2 separate regions of the Homo sapiens genome follow, and region 1 is linked to region 2. Evidence: chromatin contacts called from ENCODE Hi-C or POLR2A ChIA-PET data. All regions are on one chromosome and are shown on one strand. The core of a region is the stretch at or near the end of the contact, and the rest is flanking DNA. Distances in the headings are between cores, read along the strand shown.

Region 1 (4,438 bases), core at 714-3,213, 120 kb after region 2:
TATATTAAAAAATAAAAGCTGAAGAGGGTGTTAAGATTGTGGTATATTTTGGGTGTTTACAACAATTACAATTACAAATTGAATATATTTATATCCCACTGATATCTTTCCAGGGTTGTTCCACCTCATTGGAGATTACAACCAAAGTCCACATTTGAGGCTACCAGTGAATGGTAGGCCCCAGCTAAACACCTTCCTGGCCGCCACTGCCACACAGTTCACCACCAGTTTGGACCAAACAGTCCAACTGGCAAGGTACATGCTGTCCTTAGAGTTTCTTTCTTACCCTGTAACCTGGAAGGCCCATGTGCCAAGCAGGCCCTTAATAAGTACATGTTGAATAAATGAATAGACCAGTCTTGAAACATCAGCAAGACCATTCTCATCTTGTTCCGTTCCTAAAATGCTTCCCCTTCCCAGGTTGACTCCCCTCAACCACGTATCCTACTCACCCTTGAAGTTCTAGCCAAGCACCATGTTTTCTGTGAAGTCTGTCTGCTGCTGTTATTATACCTACTTTACTCTATATGCTCAAAAGTCCTCCTGTATTTACAGTTAGAACCATGTATAATAGTTTGGCACCCCCACTCCCACCCCAGCCTAGAAAACTCAAGTTCTTTACAGCCAAGGACTATGTCTTACTCTTCTTTTGGATCTATAGTGTAAGGCCTAAAGTTTTTTGTGCTGCCTTGACATCTTTGAGCTTCCTGGAGCCCCCAAAGACTAACTGTGAGTTCTGCTTTTGCCAGATAGGCCCTCCCCAGTGGAAAAGGCTCCTCATCTGGCTAGTTTCCCTATTAGCTAAATGAGCTGCACGCTACCTGGTCTTCAACCTAAGGGGTTCTACTTCCCTGCCAGCCTGTGAAATTATTCAAATAAGCCACTCATCCTCCAGTGGGAACCAGGGGTCACCCCAGCCTGTGTTGCTACAGAACTTGCCTCCCATAGGCCATGCTTGTCCACTCTACTCCTGAGTGCAACCCCAAGTGACGCTGCATGGTGTCCTGTGTCCTCCCCTAGGCTGTGAGCTTATGTGAGTCATAAACTGCCATCAATCTCATCTGTCCAGTGTTGGGTGCTGGATGTTCCACTATCTCATACTATTTAGGGTGGGGAATTCCTCTTTCAATAATGGAGTGAATAGAAGGTGATCAGAACAGTATCCCACACAGAGGTGTCACTCAATAAATTTGTGCTGATTGCATCATCTTCATTTGATGAAGTTCCTAGCCAAGTAGAAGACTGGAAATTAATTAAATATTTGCTGTAGATGACTATAGATTTTTCTACAAATAATCCATTTGAAACATATAGCAACAGCTTCTATTTGCATAATTATGCTTCAAGCAATCTTTTTCTTTACTGTTCACCATACTGTTAACCAATAAAAGCAAAACTGCCTAAGAGCAAATCTGTACTTAATTTCTGTACTACCGATCTGACATTTACATTGCAATTCTTAATAACTAATCGAGGTAAATTGTAACTGTGTCCAATCATGGAAATAAGATTCCAGTATCAGTCAACATTGGGTATAATCAAGAGACTAAAAACAACTGAAAGTGCATTAGAACTCAGACTTTCCCCCCACAATGACCTACTTAATGTATTTCATTGTCTCCCTTTATCTCACTTCTTTGTAAGCAAAATGGCAACACTTGGAGGCACTGAGAGACTTGTCCTAGAATCTGCAATTAGTTTTCTTATTAGTGTTTCAGGGAGAGTTTCATTCGCATTACTGTTATTTTATCACTTGGTTTCCAAGGTCCAAAAGGAAAAAAAAAAAAAAAAGGCCACGTATTTTCCCTTCTGGGGGCTCCTGCTTTTTATCTTAAAGCAGTGGGGGTGGGGGAACATGTACACCAGCAAGCAGTTCTCCTGTCCAGCTTCCAAGTCACACTCATTAGTAACGGGCCTCAGCCCCTCCCAGCACCCGGCCACTTCTCTCCTCTGCTGAGGGCTGGAGAGGGTGGGGACTGGGGCTCTGAGAGGGACCAGGGGATCAGGAAAGCTCAGATCCACGCCTTACCGCTCCTTGACCACACTGGAATGTGATGACTAGCTTTTTTCAGCCTGGGCTCTGCATGACAAAAGTTAGTGGAAAACGGTCATCAAACATTTCCAGCAAGCTTCAGACTTCTCCAAAGGACAGGGCCCTTCTCCAAAGACCGCCTGGCGCCTGGATTAGGCCGCTCCTAGCCTAGCCTCCCTGCTGCTCCTTTTCCCAGAGTGGTCGGTACACAGGACGTGCCGAACGTGCGATTATTAGAAGGCTATTACCAGAAGCAAGGGGATGTGCTCAGGGTGAGGCGCAGGCAAGGAAAAGACATTTCCAAACAACCCAAACAGCTTGCGACTGGGGACAAACCATTTCACCAGGGCGGTGGGGAGCCAGCCGGCCGGCCGGCCGGCCGACCCGGGGTGCGTGTGCCCAGAAGCTGTGCGGGCTCAGTGTGTAGACGCTCTGGCTGCGCAGCGCGCGTGCTCAAGTTCCAAAGCGCTGCACTCCACGGCGGCTGGAAAAGGTGGAAGAAGGACAAAATAAAACGAAATTTCCCCACACATCGCTAAAGGGAGGGGGCAGGCAGGGGGCCAAGCTCTGAAGAAAAGCTCTAAGAGATCTGTGGTGAACGGAGGAGAGACCCAGGGCAGAGGCTGGTGCTGTATTTGTGTCCAAAATTTGCCCGCTTTCCTGCTGTTTGCTGCTGGCTTGGTTGGCCAGAAAAAGTCCCCACAGTTTACCCCTAGATACGGAGGCCTTTCTCAGTACTCCACACACACACATTATCCGGATTTATTTAAATAAGAAAAAAAGTAGAGGGAAAAATATTTTTCATAAATATCTAGTACTAATAGTTTCATGTATAAACTGCCAGTAACTGCATATATACATACATGTATATGTTTTTAAACCAGAACATACCAGAGTTGTGTAATCTATTTTAAAAATAATTTTATTGTGGTAGAAAACTCAGAACTTAAAATTTACCATCTTAACCATTTTTCAGTGTATAGTTCAGGAGTGCTAAGCATATTTACATTGTTGTGCAACAGATCTCTAGGACTTCTCCATCTTGTAAAAGTGAAACCCCGTTCAACGCTAATTCGCTCTCCCCTCTGCCTTAGTAACTGCCTTTCAACTTTCTGTTTAATTTTGACTATTTTAGACTCTATATCTGAGTGGAATCATGCAGTATTTGTACTTTTGTGAATGTTTAGCATAATGTCCTCAAGTTTCATCCGTGTTGTAGCATGTGACAGAATTTCCTTCTCTCTTAAGGCAGCGTAATATTCCATTAGATGTATATACTTTTATACATTTTCTTCATCCATTCATCTGTTGGTAGACATTTGGGTTGCTTTCACCACTTGGCTATTTTGAATAATGCTGTGATAAACCTAGGTGTGCAAATATCTCCTCAAAATCCTGCTTTGAATTCTTTTGGATATATACCCAGAAGTGAGTATATATGCTGGATCATATGGCAATTCTATTTTTAATTTTTTGAGGAACTTCCATACCGTTTTTATAGTGGTTGAACCATTTTACATTCCCACCAACAGTGTGCAAGGATTCCAATTTCTCTGTATTCTTGCCAACATTTGTTATTTTCTGTTTTTCGGATATTGGCCATCCAAATAGGTATGAGGTGGTATGTAATTATGGTTTTGATTTATCTTTCTCTTATGATTAGTGATGTTGTGCATTCTCTTCATATGTTTGTTAGCCACTCGTACATCGTCTTTGGAGAATTATCTATTCAAGTCTTTTGCTTATTTTAAAAATCAGTTTATTTGTGGTTTTGTTATTGAGTTATAGTAGTTCCTTATATATTCTGGATATTAACTTCTTATTAGGTATATAATTTGCAAATATCTTCTCCCATTCCACAGGTTGCCTTTTCACTCTGTTGATTGTTTCCTTTGATGTGCAGAAGTTTTCAGGTTTGATATAGTCCCACTTGTCTACTTTTGCTTTTGTTGCCTGTGCTTGAGGTGTCATAGCCATGAAATCATTGCCAAATTCAGTGTTCTGAAGCATTTCCCTTATGTTTTCTTCTAGGAGTTTCATAGTTATAGGTGTTAAATTTTGTTCTTTAATCTATTTTGAGTTAATTTTTGTATATGGTAGAACGTAAGAATCTAACTTTATTCCTTTGCATGTGGATATACAGTTTTCCCAGCACCACTTTTTGAAGAGACTGTCTTTCCCCAGTTGTATCACACTTATCTTTTCATGTTAAGAAATATATTCAACTTCATAATTTTTAAGGCTGCATAGTATTTCATACAAGCAGATACATCATGATTTACCCAACCAGTCTTCTATTATTGAATAGCATAGATATGTTCAATTGTTTCTGGATCATAAAATAAAATTTCCTTCTCTATGTATTTGGCTTCTAGAGTTGTCACTTTAGCCAGGCTTTTTGAAGTT
Region 2 (4,027 bases), core at 845-3,344:
TGGGCACTTGGAGAAGCAGAAGTTAATAAACAAAAATCCTATCCTTAGAAAAATCACATTCTTGTTGGGGAGACAGACAAAAAGTTAGTAAGAAAGTTACATTAGATGGTGATAATAGAATGGAGAAACAAACTAATCATGGGAGGGGGCTAGGAAGTTATGGGGGTAGATTTTAGTTAGGATGACCTAATAGGAGGAAATGGTGGGCAGTGGGGAGGGGGTTTGGAAAATAGCTTGGACTCCTCCAAAATAGCAAAGGTATGGCATTAAGAGTCAGACCTCAATTCAAATCCTCTTTCTGTTACGAGCCAATTGATCTTAGGCAAGTTATTGAACTTCTCTTGTCCCTGGTTTTCTTATCTGTAGAACGTAGGTAATAATATCTGCTCTATAGGGTTATTGTGAGGATTATTTGAGATAATATACACAAAATGCTTAGGATGTTGCCTAGTAACTACTCGAAATTTAGAGCTACCATTTTTGTTATTATTACTGTTTGTATAGTACTGCTGTAATTTTTTTATGCAGGAAATTACCTTGATGCAATTGTAGTCTCCAGGTCTACTACCAGGTTATCCTAGAGGTCTCAAAGAAGAAGGCTAACACAACAAATTAAGATGCATGAGTCACATGGTTTATCAAATCAATTAAAACACATTATGAGAAGAAAGAGGGGAAGAGATAGGGACAGTTAAAATAATTACACTAGAATTCACGCAGGAGAAAGAACCCAGCTACTTAAATCTTGGGACACACAGTGCTCATGTGACCTGTTCTCTCTATCTACCACATTGACCTTCTCCGTGGTGTGATTATATAGGTCAAATCTGAGGTTTCAGCAAGGGGCTCAGCAAGGAAAAGATGCCCGGGTCAGTAGTATACTTGGAAAGACACAGGGACAAGCCCACCTGGCCATGACCTGTAGCTCATCATTTGGCCTGATGAACAGCTAAGGACTATTTGCATTCCTTGCACAGAGGATTTCTGTGGCTAGAATGGGGGTCACCAATGGGTGGCTGACTGAAGACTTAAGTTCTCATATTTTATGTATTTATATTTAGTATATTTCAAATGTTTGATGTCGTATGCATATGGATATGTTGTCAATATCACCTCTTTCCATTCCTCCCTCCTATCTGTGTTCAGCATGCACATTCTCTACTTTGTTGATGGCCACTATGACTCAGGGGTTACTAATCCACTTAGTTTTACCATGCTCATCATATAAATTCTGCCTATGTCTCACAAGCTACTTGCATCTCCACCCAGTTTCATTTATCCTCTTTCTTTGTTTCACTTTCTTTCTTGAGCAGAACTGAATAATCTTAAGTCATACAGCAAAGGCACATTACAGAGTTCACCACTCTCAGTTGTTGACATGTTGCCTCAGGTCCGGCAAATCTTCCAGGCCTGTTGAAAAATTTCCAGCATTAACAAGAGGCCCACAAAGTTCTGACTGTGGATCATTCTGATATGCATCTATAAGAACAGAGCCCCTGGTTAACAAATGATCTTTTCCAACTGGGTTCCATAGAAAGAACAAGAGCTTTAGAGAAATTACCTTTACTAGAACTACTGAGAAGTTAACAATTGCCAAGGCTGCAGAAAATATGTGAAGAGCTGGCTTTAAAGAAAACTATACTCCAGAAAAACAATTGTACTCATCTGGTGTTGTATTTTCCGCTTTCTTTGGAAATCAGTGATTCCCAACCTTATTCCATAAAGTCCTGGTTTGAAGGGAAGATTCTAAAGAAGGATATGCTTATATGCTATGCAGTTTACTTCCTCTATTTTCTCTCCTCCCTCCCCCACCTTTTTTTTCTTTCATGACATCTTTACTCAACAGCGAAGGCAGAAGAGATTCAATCTGTATCATTCAGTAAGTTAAAAAAGGAAAAACAAGGTGGGCCAAATGTTTGGGAGACTATTGTACCTTCTCACAACAAGTCTGTGGACTTCACCAAGCTCCAAAAGGATGCTTTTTTCTTCTTCTTCTTTTTCCCTTAAGTTGTTTTTAGTTAAGAAAAAAGAGAGAGAGAGAGGGAGAACAGAGAGTGCTTCTGCTCACCCCAGCTGTCAGGTGAAAAACAGAGCTGCTTAGTATTCTGGGGCTGTGGGTTTATGACTCATGTGCACTTCCTTCTGTGAGTTGTCATTTCTCTGAGAGATATTTGGAGTTGTGACAAAATTTAACTCCATATTCTGAGGGGATGTTGACTGGATCTCAGGAGAATTCATTTCTGTAAGTTCCTCGATCTGCTGCAGCAGATCTGCAGTGACATGCAGAGGACTTGGAGACTAACATGACTTAGCAGCAACACACTCTGAGGGTTTACTGGCATGCTGATTGAATGCAGTGAGCAGAGCCACCTGTGTCAGGGTAATCGAAAATTCTCAGACAGCCGGGGATAAACAAATACCCTCGAGTCTCTCTCTTACTTTCTGTACAAAAGGAAGTATTAATAATGAGAGTAAGTGGTTTTGTTAACCCCCCTCCTGAATATTTAATATGTGTCCTAAAAAAATATGAGGTCTGCAATCAGAAGGTGAGGGCGTTAGTCTTAGGTATATAAACTTGGCTGAGTTGCTCAGACCTTCAGCTTCTCAGTTTTTCATTTGTAAAATGGGAAGAATAAAAATATTCTAGCTATTTCCAAGATTGTTGTGAAGACAAAATGAGATAAGTGGAAACATGTTATAAATTGTAATTGTCCTGCACAAATATTTTGAGGTTGTTGTTGTTACATATGTTTACACTTTTAGGAATATATAAACCTTGGAAGATGTAATAATCAAAGTTTCAGCCAGACACCAAGAAACAATTGAAATGACATTTTAGAGTGAGATGCCAGTTCTCCATTTGTACTTTCAAATGAAGTGTGCAAGAGCTTGTTCCATAGCTCTTTCTTCCCCCAACTTTTTATTTTGAGAAATTAAAAACTTATAGAAATGGTGAAAGAATAAACACCCAATACTCTTCACCTACATTTACCAAATTGTGCCACATTTTGCCTTTGTTTTTCCCTCTCTTGTTCTTTGCCATTGTGACATTTCATTCATAAATATTTTCTCCAGTATCTCCTGAGAATAAGGCATTCTTCTATATGACCATAACACAATCATCATACTCAAGAATATTCAAGCCATATTCAAATTTTCTAAAATGTCCTTTATAGGATTTATTTGTTTTGCTTTTTTGGGGGGGGCATGAATCCTGCAGTACATTTAATTGTCATGACTGTTAAATTTTTTTATTTTATTCTATTTTAGATTCGGGGGTACATGTGCAGGTTTGTTACATGGGTATATTACATAATGCTGAGCTTTGGGCTTCTAGTGAACTGATCACCCAAATAGTGAACATTGTACCCAATAGGGAGTTTCTTAAGACTCACCACCCTGCCACCCTCCCCTCTTTTGGAGTCCCCATTGTCTAGTATTTCCATCTTCATGTCCTTGTGTAGCCCTTGTTTAGTTCCCCCTTACAAGTGAGAACATGACGTATTTGATTTTCTGATTCTATTTCACTTAGAATAATAGCCTCCAGCTCCGCCCATGTTGCTGCAAAGGACATGATTTCATTCTTTTTTCTGTCTGCATACTATTCCATAGTATTTTCCACACTGTTTTCCGAGGGCCCAGGAGGGTTGCTGCATCCCATTGCTGGTCCTGTTCAGGTTGATCACTCGATTCAAGTGATGTCTGCCAGGTTTCTCCCCTGTGACAGTACCTCTTTAACTTTATAACTAATAAATAACCTAGAATGTGATTATTTGAGACTATGTGAATAGCCTGTCCCCCACAACCTTGTTTTAGCACCCACCAAGGATCCCTGCCTGTGTCCGCTTTTATAAGGAGGGCTGTGAGACGGTGCTTTCCTGATTCCATCAGCTCCTCTTTCTTTAGGAGTTGGTTTTCTTCTACAAAGAGAAGCTTTCCCTTCTGCTCTTACCCTACTCTCTGTTCAGTGACTCTGGAGCTCCTCACTGGCTTCAAAAGTATAAAAGTTGAGAGAGGGGAGTAAAGG

What was found. A loop is a pair of places that touch in the nucleus more often than their neighbours do. ChIA-PET counts read pairs that join two places held with the same protein, here RNA polymerase II (POLR2A). Pooled maps may share reads with other maps.
Region 1: a loop to region 2 is called in a pooled map, with 4 times the contacts of the local background. The contact joins two enhancer-like sites. A Hi-C loop is called at or near these places in 1 of 37 single-sample maps with no recorded cell type and 9 of 50 pooled maps. POLR2A ChIA-PET finds 5 or more read pairs at or near these places in 1 of 52 experiments (activated T-cell).

Annotation. Positions count from the first base shown.
Region 1 is chr3:156,603,853-156,608,290 of GRCh38, forward strand. No RefSeq gene overlaps it. Among named protein-coding and RNA genes, the nearest start is that of SSR3, 51 kb to the left of the region's middle. Within about 2 kb of position 1,964, at least 24 of the 41 ENCODE cell types and tissues checked have a DNase peak (open chromatin) inside an H3K27ac peak, as active enhancers do.
Region 2 is chr3:156,482,342-156,486,368 of GRCh38, forward strand. All of the region lies in intron 8 of KCNAB1 (potassium voltage-gated channel subfamily A regulatory beta subunit 1), which reads left to right. Among named protein-coding and RNA genes, the nearest start is that of KCNAB1-AS1, 37 kb to the left of the region's middle. RefSeq lists enhancers at 721-1,920, 1,154-1,413, 1,444-1,533. Within about 2 kb of position 2,095, at least 16 of the 41 ENCODE cell types and tissues checked have a DNase peak (open chromatin) inside an H3K27ac peak, as active enhancers do.